2 separate regions of the Homo sapiens genome follow, and region 2 is linked to region 1. Evidence: chromatin contacts called from ENCODE Hi-C or POLR2A ChIA-PET data. All regions are on one chromosome and are shown on one strand. The core of a region is the stretch at or near the end of the contact, and the rest is flanking DNA. Distances in the headings are between cores, read along the strand shown. Region 1 overlaps SH3PXD2A (SH3 and PX domains 2A). Region 2 overlaps SH3PXD2A (SH3 and PX domains 2A).

Region 1 (7,968 bases), core at 3,443-5,942:
GCTAAGTCTAGCCTCTGCCTGATCCCACGGGGAGCTCTGGAGGGTGAATGGCACCACAAAACTGTTCCATCTTAGGGGACAGCTTTTATAGCCCCCCCACATCAGTCATCCATTGTCTGTGGGCTGCCTCTTCTTCCAAAGGGTGTGGAGCATGGGCATGATGGCTCTCATGGCCGGGGGCATGCATCTGAAGAAGGGGGCAGCTGGAAGCCCCTAGCAGTAGCCCACACTCACAGCACTGAGGGGAGGAGCCGCAGCTGGTACAGGGGCTCAGGACAGCATCTGCTATACACACTAGCACCAGCTCAAGGCTCTGCTTCTGCTTCCTTGCCTCTAGGGAGGGTGTCTGAAGGGACCCTGCTGATTCCCCCAGGCTCACCCCCAGCAGCAGTGACTCAGCAGAACTCCAGAGAACTTAACAGTCTTTCAACCCCAGGGAGGGTTAGCAGCCAGCCTTGAGAATAGCCTTGCCAGCCCTTTGCCTCACCTGAAATTTCAGAGCAAGGAAATCCCAAGGGGTGGAAGCAGAGAGCACCTATTATTTCCAGAAGGGTCTCAATTTTAGCTCCAGAGATGCTGGGATGTGCTGAGCATTTCTGTTGCCCAAGTGTGGAGTCTGCGGGATGTGCTTGGAGTGTTAGGCCAGCTGATTTGCTTTGGCCCATGTGGCTGCAGGCTGATGGCTGAGGGCTCATAGAAATTTTACTGGCTGGTGGAGCTGACAGAGAAATTAGAGACAAAGGGAAACCATGGCTTGGTTACATGCTTGCCCATCTGCCAGTCAAATCCTGGCAGAAAATCTCACACATGGGCCGTAAGTCTTGGGACCTAGGACACAGTCTTGTGATATGTCTGGGTGGTGTAATGGTCAGTTCAGGGTCAGCCTGTAGATTTGAAAAGTGGTGAGTGCCTGGGGCTCCTGTGGTCAAAGGCAGAAGCTCCATCCCTGGAGAAGCTGACCCAGACAGGGCTCATTGGCTCTTGGGGGACAGATGGAGTGTTGTGCAGTGGTGCTGAGGTTGGGGGTAAGGATTGGGGGTCTGTGAGTAGGGCCAACAAGGTGGTAGAGTGGGGAGCCAGTATACTGCTGACCCAGGGGCTGACATTGGCATATCCATCAAATCCTATAGAAAATTTTGTAGGGGAACTGCCCGTAAGAGAGCCCCCGAATTGTTTTCATCAGGGCTAGAACCTGCTTTCTGGACCCTGGAAGTGAAAATCCACTGTGTCTGGGACCACCAGCCTTTATGAAGTCTGCAGAGCCTTGGAAGGGCAATGAGAAGCTATGGACCCACGTGGGACTGGCAGTTCTCCAGCAAGGCATCCTGGGAAAGAAAACCCAGACGTTTCATGGTCAGGAAGGGGCAGAGAGTTACTCCAGAGCCCAGACACCCTGAAGAGTGGTGGTGGGGGCAAGGGGTAGAGGGAAGGAAAGGGAGCCCCCCCAGGCCTATGCCTCCAAACCCCGTATTATGTGAGACTGAGGGAGACACACCCATCTCTTTTGCTGGCCTTTGCAGCCTTCCTTTGAGACAAGGCCCTTATCCGCCTCTGTCATGTTTCTATCATGAGGCTGGATGGGGGGTGCTTTGTTAAGACATGTTGGGCGCAGTGGCTCACACCCGCAATGCCAGCACTTTGGGAGGCTGAGATGGGTGGATCACTTGAGGCCAGGAGTTCCAGACCAGCCTGGACAATATGGTGAAACCCCCATCTCTGCTAAAAATACAACCAAAAAGTTAGCCAGGCATAGTGGCACATGCCTGTAGTCCCAGCTACTTGGGAGACTGAGGTGAGAGAATCACTTGAACCTGGGAGGCAGAGGTCACAGTGAGCAAGATTGTGCCACTGCACTCCAGCCTGGGTGACAGAGCGAGACTCTGTATCAAAAAAAAAAAAAAAAAAAAAAAAAAGACGTGTTGATTGCTCCTAGTGTGTGCCTAGCCTTATCCTAGCCACTCTGCATACCTTCCCTCCAGTCTCACTGCAGGTGGCTTTATCCCCATTTTAAAGAGAAGTCAAATCACTGTCCACCATCACTTAGCCATACAGCAGCAGAGCCGCGATTCTTCCTATGGGGCCGTATGTCTTTCCTTGGGCAAGAAGGAATTGCCACAACAGCCTCAGCTAGACTCTGTCTTTGTCCCTCCCTTCTTGCCTGCACACCTCCCAGGTTAGGGATCTGAGAAGTTCTGCCTGAGACAGACCACTGGGAGGTCCAGCCTCTCCCTCGGGCTGTCATTGCTATCTCATGTTTCAGGAGTGCCCTGTGTGGGTGGCAGGTGGCTGGAACCTCACGGGGACTCAGGTGACCTGTAAGGGTTCTCTCATTCCATTGAGTGGCCGAGGTAATTACTCACCAGCACAGAGTAATTGATATTTTTCTTGCAATTAAACCACTTAACTTATTATTTTAATGATTACAAATAAGATAGTCCCAAGGCTTTCAGAGTGCTATCTTCCTTTAATTATGATCTAACAAGTTTGGCTATTTGGTTTCCTAACAGCATTTTTTTAAACTTTTTATTTTGAAATAATTAGAGACTCACAAGAGGTTGCAAAAATACTAGGCACTCTACATTCCCCCCTCCAATTCCACCACTGTACTGCAGGGTAGCTGGCATTATTCCCATTTTAAGGAGAGGTCAAATCACTTTCCACCATCACATCACTTCCCCCCAATGGTAACATCTTATGTAACCGCAGTATGTTATCAAAACCAGGAAATTAATATTGGCACAACTCAACTAACTAGACCACAGACCTGAGTAATTGATTTTTATTTTATGGAGGTGGAGAGTGCTGTTAAACAAGCATGTCAGCTGGTCTTTAGGAAGGAGGCAGTGGTTTGATAATAGTCCCTGAGAAACTGTACTCCCAGGCCCAACCTCTCGGCATTCCCATCCTCAACAAAAAGGCATATTCCAGAAACCTGTGCAAATTCAGCTCTTTGGAACAAATCACATGATCTTTTAGGTGTCCAAAGTATTATTCTATTCAAAAGAGGCATATAATAAATCCTGTTGCAAAGCAAGGAACTTTTAAAAAAAATATTCTTTTAAGTATTCTTGGCTGGGCACAGTGGCTCATACCTGTATTCCCAGCAACTCAGTAGGCTGAAACAGGAGGATCACTTGAGGATAAGAGTTTGAGACCAGCCTGGGCAACAGAGCAAGACTCTATCTCTAAAACGAACAAACAAAAAACATATTTTTACTCCAGCTCTCTTTTGATTAAAAAAAAAGTATTCATCTTTCCCTCGTTACATATACATATTTATTTTATATACATATATTGTATTGTATATTTTATATTTTATATACATGTATATATTTTAAATACATATATATATCTTTTTGAGACAGGGTCTCGCTCTGTTGCCCAGGCTGGAGTACAGTAGTACAGTCACAGCTCACTGCAGCCTCCACTTCAGAGGCTCAATCTGTCCTCCTGCCTCAGCCTCCCAAGTAGCTGAGACTACAGTTGCGTGCCACCATGCCTGGCTAATTTTTGTATTTTTTTGTAGAGATGGGGTTTTATCATGTTGCTTAGGCTGGTCTCAAACTCCTGGACTCAAGTGATCCACCTGCCTTGGCTTCCCAAAGTGTTGGGATTACAGGTGTGAGCCACTGCACCTGACCTGGTTTACATATATTTTTATACTTTGGGACTTCTCCTGTTCCTCCAAGTTCCGTAGGTGTGACAAGACGGGCTCAGATGAATGCCTGCATATGCAGTGAGTTACTTTATAGGAGGGGAGCCTGCATCTTTTTATAATGGATGGTAAGCAAACCTGCCCTTTTGCTCCCAAGATGGACACTATCCTTAGTCCAAGACTATATGCAAACCTGCCGTATGCCCCAGAGCAAGGCACTACCTCTGTCTTCTAAGGCTGTTTGCTATGCAAGCACCTTTGAAAAGATCATCCAAAACAAAAAGCAGTTAGTGCCTTGTTTACAAGACATGTACAACAGCAGGAGGCCCAGGGAGAATTGGCTCAGAAGTGTGCCTTAGCGCTTTCTGAGGTCTCTTGCTTTTTGGAGGGGTGGGCAGAAATCAAATTCCTTAGGACATTGGGCCAAGCGTGGCGGGGTCACCAGCCTCTCAGGGCAGCCTACTGTTTACTTGGAATTTTCTGCCTTGTTTTAGAAGATGACTGTGGAAAATCCATCTCCTGTTGCCCATCCTGGGATTGGAGTAGATTTCCTGTGTATCCCGAGTTTGCTGGCCTGAGGAGACTCCCTGAGAGGAAATGGTCATTACGACATGAAGTAGAGTGTGTAGCTGCTGATGTAAAAAGCAAACAACTGTGGCCAGGGATTGAGGGACTTCAGAAGCCAGGCAGTGGAGCAAAAAGAGCTGCACTCCCTCTGCAAAGGCTGTGCGAGGTCCCCTCCCACTAGCAAGCCATCTGTGTCTCTGTACTGGCTGGCACTGGGCCTCTGGGCTTCCAGAAAGCCCTTCATCCTAATAGCTGAGTTAGTCCCATGCATCGCTATCCATATCCCCAGGTTGATGAGTCCTGGAGAAGTGAGATTGCTTAGGGAGAAAAGTGAATCTATAACCATAATCAAGGTAGGCGTTGCCAGCCTGCAGACAGCCTTGTGACCTTATGAGCTTAGAGGTATATTTTTAGTCAGCAGGCATGCTTGCTTCTTTTGTACTGACTCGCCAGTTTACGTAACGGCCCTGTAATGAAGAGGCAGTTTGGAGCCACAGTGCAGAGGGTGCTGGGTGAATTGCAAGCATGTTCTCCGGGGCCTTCCTCTCCCAGCCCCCAGAGCCCTGTGCAGAAGATCCGGTATTTGTTCCAGCATAGAAGGAAGCAGGGGGAAGGGATGTCTTTAACTAGAGCTGGTCCGTGGCCCGCTCCCTGGGCTATAGGTGTCTGTGTGTGTCTCCACCAGGCACCAGCTGAGAAAGCCCTTCCTGAAGGGCCCTGGATGCTATGAGGGAGGTTGTGGCTCAGAGATTTCACCAGACTGCAACCCCCAAGGAAGAGAGGTTGAGAAGTTTCTGGGTCCCACAGGTGACCTGGGATGTCAGGAAAAGCCAAACTATGTGATGGAGAAGGAAAAATAGGGTCTGTTGGTAATTCTGGGGTTTAAAAAGGTCAACAAGATTATAGGCCTGAGAGGCACCGTGTGCCATCTTAAACACAGCTTTCCTCCAACCTCCACTGGAGGTATTTTGTCTTCTCTTGATGTAATTACTGCTTCCCATCCCCAAAAATCAGTCTCCTACTCTGTAATCTGGACGGGCAGTTTTCAGGGCCTGCTGTCAGCAGCTGACTCTGAACACAGCGTGGAATAGCTACATTCATTCCTTTCTATCACAGATATTTATTGAACACATACTGTGTGCCAGCTGTGGTCACTGGTGATATGACTGAGAACAAAGTAGGCCTGGTTGTGGTTCTCAGGAAGTTTACCTTCCAGTGTGGGAGTCAGAAGACAAATAGATGAGCAATTTCCAAGAGTGATGAGTGCCAGAAGGAAAAATAACCAGGTCATGTGGCAGGTGCTACAGCTCAAGGCATCTGAAATTAGATGGTCACAAAGGGCTTCTTTGCAGAGGTGACATCTCCACTGAGTAGGTTTGGATCATCAGGGCCCAGGGGTGCCAGGCTTGGGGGGACAGCAAGAACAGTAACCTTAGTCGGACCACCGGTATATGTTTGAAGAACAGTAAGAAGTGTGTGGAACAGTGAGGAGTGCTGAGTCACCCAGAGACAGCTGGGCAGACAGGACTTGTGGAGCCAAGACACTCCAGAGCGGCTCCACCTGTGTGTTTGTGAGCTGTGCCATCTGGCCCAGTCACACGGACTCCAGGCTCTGTAGCATCATCTGTCAAATGGGTTGATCATGGTTTGGTGACATCGCAAGCAGTTAATGCATGGAAAGCGCTGTGTGGCGTGCAACGGGAGAGGACTGGTGCCGCAAGCCTGTCTGTGCTCGTGGTGGCTTTGCCGCAGGACACAGATGTGGGATTTCCTTTGCCCTCCCCACTCTGTGCTGAGTCAGCTCTTCCCACTGCAGCCCAGGCCGCAGCCCAGGCACAGCCTCACTTCCTGCAGTTCTTTCCCGGCCTGTGGTAACTTGCAAAGCAGCAAGGAGCTTGTTTCTAAAGAGCAGATGACCCAGATGGCTGATCTGGGATGAAAGGTGGGGATCCGGCCTCTGATCACATGGCAGTGTCACTGTCACTACCTTCCAGACTCCGAGCTGCAGACCCTCCAGGTCTTGCAGGGAGTAACAAGCTTTGCAGGGGTCAGCCACGCAAGGGGCTTTTTTACTTTTGAAATGTAGATCAGTCTCCCAAGCCCTTCCCCCGCGACATCCCCACATTCCAAGACCAGGAAAAGAGCCAGGCCACCTTGTTACAACTTGGTATGTGCCTTCCCAATCATTCTAGAAGGGAATCAGCTCCTGAACACCTACCCCCAACCCTCCGTCCTGGATGGATTGTATCCTAGGTATCTTCCCCAGGAACTTTCTGATCTGGGCCGAAAAGCCTGTCTCTTCTCATGGTCTCAGTCAGTCTGTGTCATCTAAGACGCAGAAAATGCACCCGGGCCTGGGTCTCCAGAGTCCTGGATTCTAGTGCACCCCATGCTAATCACCATGGCACAAAATTGAAGAAGTTAAGTTTGAGCAATCAGGGATCACCTTGCTTGTTGGCAAAGTCACCAGAAAGTGACAGGCATGATTTCAGGGCTCGGTGACACTCCTGTCCTTTACCCTCCACTCCCTCCCCCTGGAAATACATCCTTTCCTTACCTGATGCCTAAATGTCCTTTTACAAGGTTGGATCCTTTCCCTCCATGCTGAGAGAGTACAGTTATACCCTGGTGTCCCCAGGGTTGGTGCTTCCAGCCAACTCATACTCCAGCGTAGATGGCAGACTGGATGGTTACTGAGACCAGGGTTGATAGAGGTGAGAGGGCAAGTGGGCAGCTGAGGCTAGAGACAGAAGAAGGTGCTAGGCCTCAAAGGCCTGTGTGGAGTCTGGAGAAGGGGCTGGCGGGAGCTTGCACGGAGCAGAGGAGACCAGCTGGGGTCCTGGAGAGGCAGGTGAGAGGGCAAAGGTGACTTGGCCTAGGCTGGGCCCTGGGTGGAGGGAAGTAGACTGAGGTCTGTCTTAGAAGGACAGCCAAGAGGCCATGCTGATGGATTGGAGGTGGTGGGGTGGGGTCGAGGATGACTGCCCATAGCTCTGTCTGGGCAGCCCTGGCCAAGATGGCAGAAGGAGTGTTTCACCTCACCACCACTCCCCACTCCTGCCTGTGGGCTGCATCCGTGGGGGTGAAGGGAAAGGACTTCCTCCCTCCTCCCTGAGGTGGCCGAAGCCTTTGGAGCATATGAAAGGTGCTTTGTGGTGGGCAGCCTCCCTCCCCAGGAGCCTCTGGGCACTGGGCACTCTGGTTTCTGGGTCCAGGTTTCACTGAGGGCTCGGGAGTGGCAGCAGCGGGTGATGGTGGTGGAGGGGAACACTGAGGCGCATTGAGAAGGAGCTCCGGCCCCCAACAACTTCTTAGGAGGTGAGGGGCACTGGAAGAGATAAACTCCCACAGTGTCCCTGGCCTAATCCCGCACACTGCCCTCCTGGGTCACTCCAACTGGACCCAGGCCCAAGGACAAAGCCCCAAGCCAGAGCTCTTCTCTGGCAGGGACTGAGCTGGCTCTAGGCATCACCTGTGTGAACTGATGTATCATTCATCCAGGGCTGCCTGGCACCCAGCAGATCCATCGTTCTGGGCGCTGAAAATACCTCCTCCCCCTTCACCTCCACAGTTCCCAGGACTGATGTCCACTGAGGAGGCCCCAGGATGCCAGGCTGCCCAGCCTCCAGACCACAGTTGGCCCCAGGGGACTGGCATGGCCTGAAGATGGAGCCCGTTCATCTGAATGTACCTTCAAAAGGGAAGGGAGGAGGCAAATGTGGAGGGTGGGGGTTGGCTGGCAGCCT
Region 2 (7,968 bases), core at 1,560-4,059, 76 kb before region 1:
TGGGGGCTCAGTTTCCGCAGCTAACCATGCCCATGCCTCCCTTGTTGGTTGGCTGCAGAATCAGAGACACCATGAGGCATCCGGTAGTCACTTTCCTTCACGGTGGCTGTTCAAACAGCTGTGAGGCTTGGCGAGGGCCCCAAGAGGCGGCTCAGTGGGCTCTGGCCTTTCCCACTCTTTCCTGCACTCTCCTCTCGAGAGCAGCCCTGAGTTGTGCAGGGCTGTGGGTGCAGCAGGTGACGGTGTCTTCTGCAGGTACTGTGTGTGTCCTAGTTTGCAGAGCTCCTCACATCCACAACTTCTCTGAGGGGTGCTGCTGGGAAGTGCTACAGTTCTCCTGCCTATTTCACAGACAAGGAAAGGCTCAGAGAGGGTCCGTGACTCCTGGAAATATGGTGGGCACTGTTGATGCCTGCCCCACGTCCCCTGGGCTCACCTGAGTTCACCTGCAGTGCCCCAGCTGTGGCATCCAGCACACTGACAGCTCCCCACCTCACCTGTCTGTGTGAGCACTCCCTCCTGGGCCATGGCCCCAGGGAAGCTTGCTCTGCCCAAGTGGGTGCACCTGAGAAAGACTTGGGGAAGGTAGGGGGCTAATTGTCATCCCTGGAACCCACCCTCAAGTGGTGGGGAATGGGAGTTATCAGCCTGGATCCAAGGCCTTGTCTTAGGGTCGGCTTCAGGAAGAACCCAACTAGGATAGCAAACTTCTCCTGCTAGCAAGTGGTAGAGCTAGGACTGAAAACCTCTGTCTGGGACTCCCAGGTCCCCACACCAGGCTGCCTGTCCGGTGGTGCCTGTCTGGAGGTTTATGGGTTTCTCGTTAGAGAGGAGTCAGATAAGAAACTTGTTTGATGAGGTCTTCTTGATAATAAGAGGGCAATTTCCTGAGTAGGTAAAAGAATAGAGGGCTGAAGAATACTTGATAAGTACAACAGCTTCTAGGGGCCCACCAGGGAGGAGCTCAGTCAGTGCAAACACGATAGGCGGGCCTTGGAAACAAGGGAACCCGGCCTTATGTAGACTTGCCTCAGGAAACAAACGAGAGACTTAGGGATAATAGAAATCTAATATCTTCATCCGTCACTCATCAGGCTGGGAGGAGCAGCATCAGTAAGTGTCTAAGGAAACGGAGAGGGGCTGCCGGCTCCTGTGCCCAGGTGCAAGGTGACATATATGAGCAAGACGCTCTGCTTGTTTGTAGTAAAATTCCCTCTGTAAAATCGGGCTAGTTGGCAGAGCATTGGACATTATGAACATGAAAGCTTCTTGTGATGGTGTTTCAAATTGTGGAGACACTAGTGTGTTTTTAGAGATGGTGAGAACATCTTTAAGAAAACAAAGGGAGAAAAGAAGGGGTGTGTGTGTGTGTGTGTGTGTGTACATGTCTGTGAGTGTGGAGTGTGTGTGCACTCGTGTGTTGGGGAATGTTGCATGTGTATGGACATGTCTGTGTGGGGGTTTGAGTGTGGACTGTGTGTGTTGGATGTGTTGTGTGTGTATGGATGTGTCTGTATATGAGTTTGAAGGTGGAATGTGTGTATTGGGGGATGTGCTGTGTGTGTATGGATGTGTCTGTGTGTGAGTTTGTGGAGTGTGTGTGTTAGGGGATGTGTTATGTGTGTATGGATGTGTCTGTGTGTGGGTTTGAGTGTGGAATGTGTGTGTTGGGGATGTATTGTGTGTGTATGGACATGTCTGTGTGTAGCTGTGAGTGCAGTGTGTGTGTGCATGTGTGTGCTGGAGGATGTGTGTGTGTGTAATAAAAGCTGTTGGCATATTCCTGGGGCAATCTTTTATCCTTGAGAGCCCCCTATGATCAGGCTAGGGGGTCCAAGAATACTTAGATTTTAGTATAAAAGGGTCTCATAGATCTTTGCATATACTTACAATAACCACCTTTGATCTTTTCCTCCATTGCCTCTTTGGTGCCAGGCAGGTGCCCATAGACCTCATTTCATGCTCTCAAAAGAGACTGTGTTTCTCCCCTTTATAGATAAGGGGCCTGAGAATCAGAAAGGCTGAGTCACTCACTCAAGGTAACACAACTAGGAAGACGCGGTACTGGGATTTGACCAGCCTTTAGTCCATCCTTTGCTGGTTCCTCGTCCAGTGAAGGGGGAGCTTGGTGAGATTCAGCCAAGCCTTTGCTCATGCTGAAAGGGGCCTCCCTCTCCACTTGGGGCACTTGCTCTAGAAACGTGATTTCTGGCTTCAGTGAAGGCCAAGGAGGAAGTATAGGGAGCAGAAGGCTCTGAGGCCTGGCTGCATGAACTATAGAGTGGTGCAGGTGTGCTGTGAGGACCTGCTTCAGGGAAAAGTTGTTGTGACCCAGAGGAGGGTAGAGCTGCACGGGAGACTGGAAAATCAGCGAAGACTTGGTGAGGGGTTGGGGGGGCGGCCAAAAGACCAGGACGTCCTTGAGTTCACCCCCCTGGGCCTCCAGGAGAAGAGACTGTAGAAAATTCTAGCTGGGTAAAGAACTTTATGTCTAGTTTTCATACCCTGTGAGCATCTGTCAACCTGTTTGTTTACATGGTCTGATTTCTCCACCGTGTGGAGATTCCATATCCAGGTGTGTGAGGATGGGGCAATGCAGATCCATCGTTGTCTGCTAAGCGATTTCACTTCGAATAAGGGAATGGCAGAGAAACAGACCTTCCCAGTCTGGATTCCTGGAAGGGATCGCGGGTGGACATTTCGTCATTGTGAGTTCTTGGCAGACAGAGGCAATGGGGCCACCCGAGTTGCCTGGCTGCTCCCACCCCTGCGAGCTCACGTCAGAGCAGTGGGAAATCCCACGGAAGCTGCAATCCCAGATGCAAGTCTGCATGGGGCATTTGGGATTTACTCCCAGCCTGGGCCTTTCGTACCCTTTGGTTTCCAGAGCTGCTGGGAGAGGGCTTCCTGGTACCTAGCCAGCTTGTGACTCCAAACAACTGCTTGAAAGCAGACAGCTTCTGCCAGTGTCCCCAAGAACCTTAAAGGGCCACCTCTGCCCCACCTGTGTGCTCCAACATCAGCCAAGTCTGGGAGGCAGGCAGACTCATTCAAGGCAGCCTGAGCAGCACAAATGTTGAAAAATTATCCTGCAATAAATTCCCAGGCCCAGAACTATTAAGATAAGTGTGAACCTACTACAGCATTAACTTGCATGTTGGTTCAGCTGTCTACTGACTTAGATTAGGTTGTAGCGGCCCACATAGTGGTTACAGGCCGCAGGGCTGCTTGAGAGAGTTGGAGTTCACCACCGGCCATGTGACTTTGGGCAAATTACTTAATCTGCCTGGGCCTCAGTTTCTTCATCTTTAAAATGAGGATGATAAAGTAGCACCAACTCCTAGAGTTGGTGGCTGGCATAAAAGCAACGTTAATGGTAAAAATACCAGAGACAGCAGGTGCTTGGCATCCCCACTGTGCTCCCTGAGTGGTGGCCCATGCCGAAGCAGTTGGCTCCCTCCCTTTTTGGAACAGCTTTATTGAGATATAATTCCCATACCATAGGACCAATTCACTTAAAGAGTATGATTCCAGAGTTTTTAGTATATTCAGAGTTGCACAGCCACCACAGTCAATTTCAGAACATTTTCATGTCCACCAAAGAAACCCTGTACCCTTTAGCCATCACCTGTGACCACCACCCTAGGCAGCTATGAACCTGCTTTCTGTCCCTGTGGACTGGCTTGTTCTGGACATTTCATATAATGGAGTCATACACTACCTGGTCTCTTGTGACTGGCTTCTTTCACCAGCATAACATTTTCATCTACCATCAGCCCCTTCATTGGCTCGTAGGGTGAGCTGGATTCCTTCCATGTGGTGGCCGAGGGGTCCTGGACACAGCCACTCCCCATGGCCCTTGCAGGGCTGGCCTCTGCTCCTGAGTTCAGGTTCCATGAGAGCATTTCCTCTTGCCACCTTGCAGAGTGTGTGGATTTTCTCCCCTGCCCCAGCACCTTAAAGCTGGCCAGAGCTGGGTCTTTCAGGAAGTGTTGAACTCTCCTGCAGTTTATTCCCATTGCTTCCTCTGGCCTGGTTAGAGACGTGGGGGAGGGGTGGAAACTGGGCAGAGCCTTTACTGATCTGTTCCCCAGGGACTCTCTTTCCGGGAGGGGGAGGGGAGAGACAGACAAAAAAGCATCTTTATTTGTTTTTAATGTTGACTAACTCCCCAGCCCTCTTACCAAGTTCTGGTGAAAGTTGCTGGGTTCCTGGTCACGCTGTCCTCCCTCAAAACACAGGGTCATAGGACTTCTCTCTTGGGGGCAGCTAATAGGGAAGTGGCCAAGTGTTCCACACACAAGAGTCAGGCTGCATTTCTTTTCCTCTAGCAAAGGAGATCCAGTGCAAAACCAGTGAATCGTTAGGAGGCGTTCAGTTGCAAGCAACAAAATCCCAGCTGAAACAATCTCAAGCCATGTGGAAATTTATCATCTCACTTTCAAGAAAGTTCGGGTAGATAATAAGGAATTATAACTTTTAAAAAAAGATTCCTCTGTTAATGAACATTTAGACTGTCTCTAACTTTTTCGCCACTTCAAACAATGCTGCTCTAAACATCCATATATAAATATAAATATATAGATATAAATATATATATATATGTCTTTGGGAACTTGAGCTACTATTTTTGTAGGATAAATTATTGAAGTGACATTAATAAATAAGACAGGTTAGGATTTATGTCAGATGGGTCAGTTCACATTTAATCTGTTGTCCTATACCATCTGTATCTAAATCCATCAAATGAGAAGTGATGTTTACAGTGAAGACCATTGTGGATCCCTCATACCTATGGAATCACTTCATGGACATTGTATTATTTTGCATTTTTTCCCACTTATGGCTGGGCAGCAGGCTAAAATAATGCTTAGATGGAAAAGACGTAACATAAAGGGCTTCCTGGTTAACCACCAGATATTTAGAATATTCTATACCCTTGAGTGCCATAGTTAGCAATTTTGTTCAAGAGAGTTTGTGATTCTCTGTTAGAAAGTACAGGATGAAAAGCCTAATAATGCTAAGTGTTGGTGAGAATATGGGGAAGTGGGAACACTTACGTAGAATTTTAAGTGGTGTAACCACTTTGGAAAACAATGTGGCAATATCTAGTAATTTGAAGGTGTGCTTATCATGTGACCTGGTGGTTCTACTTCTATTTTTTTTTCTTTTTATTATACTTGAAGTTCTAGGGTACATGTGCACAATGTGCAGGTTTGTTACACATGTATACATGTACCATGTTGGTGTGCTGCACCCATTAACTCGTCATTTACATTAGGTATATCTCCTAATGCTTTCCCTCCCCCACCCTGCCCCAGTGTGTGTGTGATGTTCCCCTTCCTGTGTCCAAGTGTTCTCATTGTTCAATTCCCACCTATGAGTAAGAACATGCGATGTTTGGTTTTTTGTCCTTGCGATAGTTTGCTGAGAATGATGGTTTCTAGCTTCATCCATGTCCCTACAAAGGACATGAACTCATCCTTTTTTATGGCTGCATAGTATTCCATGGTGTATACGTGCCACATCTTCTTAATCCAGTCTATCATTGATGGACATTTGGGTTGGTTCCAAGTCTTTGCTATTGTGAATAGTGTGTAGTATTTTAGATATTATTTAGAGAGTAGATAGAAATTTATTATTTCCTCCAGATCAGCTGGTTGAACCTTGTTTTCTTTTCTTTTTTTTTTTTTTCTTTTTAGGTTCTACTTCTAAGTGTATACCTTAGATTCTAGGGTGTAGAGACTATCTCCCAAGTGCACATGAGAAGACACGTGCAATGATTTTTATTGCTATGTATTTGTAAGACAGACAAATTGGTTTATCAGTCAGAATGGGATAGGTTAAGTTACAGGAACAAACAGCCCCCAAATTCTATTTCTTGCTCATACTGCCTGTCCATTGGAGTCATTAGGGGCTGCTGCTCGTTGTAGGCACTTGAAAACTGAGACTTGCAAAGGCCTAGAGTGCTTCCATGGTCCCTGGGGCATGGGGAGAGAGTGTAGCAGTGTCCGGCAGTGGCAATTAAATGCTTCTGTCCATGAAATATAATTCTGCCATAAAAATGGAATGAAGTGCTGATTCATCCTGCAACCTGGATGAACTTTGAAAACATTATGCTAAGTGAAAGAAGTCAGACACAAAAGGCCACAGGTTGTATGATTATATTCATATGAAATGCCCAGAACAGTTAAATGCATAGAAACAGAAAGTTGGTTAGTTGTTTCCGGGAGCTGGAAGTATTGAGGAATGGAGAATAACTACTAACTGCCATGAGGTTTCTTTTTGGGGTGTTGAAAATGTTCTGGAATTAGATAGTGGTGATGTATTAGTTGCATAATTCTGTGAATATACTAAAAAAACACTGAATTGCACACTTTAATTAGTTAATTAATTAAATTTATTTTTGTAGAGACTGAGTCTTATGATGTTGCCCAGGCTGGTCTTGAATTCCTGGGCTCAAGCAATCCTCCCACACTGGCCTTCCAAAATGCTGGGATTATTGAGCCACCCTGCCCAGCCAAATTGTACACGTTAAAATGGTGACCTTAATAGTATATGAGTTATGCCTCAATTTAAAAAAAATGCTTCTGTCCAAAAATAACACATCCCTTGGCCAAAGAGGTCACCTGGCCACACATACCTTCAGGTTGTTGAGGAAGCACAATTCTACCATGTGCCTGGGAAGGAAAAGAATTGGTATATTCAGTGAACAGCCCTAATGGCTACCACTTGGAACAGTACAAATGCCAATGGTTGGATAAATAAGGTATAGGATATTCACTGATGGAATTCTGTACAGTTAATATGAATAAGATCTGTAAGTGTCAACATGAAAAGATCTCCAAAACAGTATTGAATGAAAAAACAAGAAGTAGAATATTATCTCTGATACCATTTATGTAAATATTATTTATGGAAATATCGATCCATTTATGTAAATTAAAAATTATTCACAAAACAATAGTGTGTAATGTATGGTTACATATGTTTGTAGTAAAAGCATGCAAACACAGACTGGAAGGATGCTTCGCACCTGTCTTGTATTATGACTGTTCCCACCTAAAAATGTAGATCATGTGTTGGTTCTTCTGACCAACTGGGGAAATTCATCCTATTTTTCAATTTATTGCGTATTCTCACCATTGCAAACCCTCATCCTGACTTATTTTTATTTTTTCTTTTAGCCCTAATCCTCAATCCTATCCCTTTTCCTCTTAGCCATCCTCTCTAATTTGTTTAACCTAAGCCTGTGTGTCCTCAGAAAATAGGTTATGCTGTTGGTGTGTGTGGTTGGTAATCTATATACATGGTGTTATGCTATTGATTTTGTTTGGTAATCTCCCTTTTTACTCAATACTATATTTATAAGATCCATTTAAGTGGTTGTATGCCTCTACTTTATTGCTTCTGACTGCTGCATGGTATTCCATACTCATGTCCACCACACTTACTCATTCTCCCTCTTGATGGACGCTGAAGTTGCTTGCCTCCAACACCCTCTACTGCAAACATTGCAGCAGCAGACATCCTTATATATTGCAGCCCTAAAACCTCCACAAAGATTTCTCCAGGAGTGGGATTGCTACTGAAAAGCCATATGACAGTATTTACTTAAATGCAGTCTGTGTGCATGAGGGTTCCCAGCTCTCCTACATCCTCATCAACACTTGGTAATACCCGGAAGACCTTCCAGCCTATTGGCACTTCTCCCTAAGGACCGATTCAGCCTACATTGGAAGACATAGTGAGTTTTAATCTCTTCCTATCATTCCTTCCTGGCCTGTCTCCCTTGTCTGGAATGAAAGTTCTTTTTATAATTTCCTACCCAGTTCTCACTGATAGGACCAGAAACCCGAAACCTTCCTCCATTATCTTAAGAACTCAGCCAGTTTTTCAAAACTAAGCCTCCTTTGTTTTTTTACTTAATCCGAAATAAACCTCTCTTATCTTGTTTTCCCCTCTTTG

What was found. A loop is a pair of places that touch in the nucleus more often than their neighbours do. ChIA-PET counts read pairs that join two places held with the same protein, here RNA polymerase II (POLR2A). Pooled maps may share reads with other maps.
Region 2: a map of Right ventricle myocardium inferior shows a loop between it and region 1 (1.8-fold over the local background). The contact joins two enhancer-like sites. A Hi-C loop is called at or near these places in 6 of 168 maps with a recorded cell type or tissue (DLD1, Right ventricle myocardium inferior, astrocyte of the cerebellum and 2 more) and 8 of 50 pooled maps. POLR2A ChIA-PET finds 5 or more read pairs at or near these places in 12 of 52 experiments (BJ, CD4-positive, alpha-beta memory T cell, H1 and 8 more).

The regions. Positions count from the first base shown.
Region 1 is chr10:103,755,960-103,763,927 of GRCh38, reverse strand. The region is part of intron 3 of SH3PXD2A (SH3 and PX domains 2A); the gene reads left to right. Among named protein-coding and RNA genes, the nearest start is that of SH3PXD2A-AS1, 13 kb to the right of the region's middle. RefSeq lists enhancers at 50-169, 180-309, 6,688-7,343, 7,344-7,968 and a silencer at 4,263-4,557. Within about 2 kb of position 4,692, at least 22 of the 41 ENCODE cell types and tissues checked have a DNase peak (open chromatin) inside an H3K27ac peak, as active enhancers do; they include gastrocnemius medialis and psoas muscle, where a contact is called at or near this core.
Region 2 is chr10:103,830,097-103,838,064 of GRCh38, reverse strand. The region is part of intron 1 of SH3PXD2A (SH3 and PX domains 2A); the gene reads left to right. Among named protein-coding and RNA genes, the nearest start is that of SH3PXD2A, 21 kb to the left of the region's middle. RefSeq lists enhancers at 2,298-2,853, 2,854-3,410. Within about 2 kb of position 2,809, at least 16 of the 41 ENCODE cell types and tissues checked have a DNase peak (open chromatin) inside an H3K27ac peak, as active enhancers do; they include gastrocnemius medialis and psoas muscle, where a contact is called at or near this core.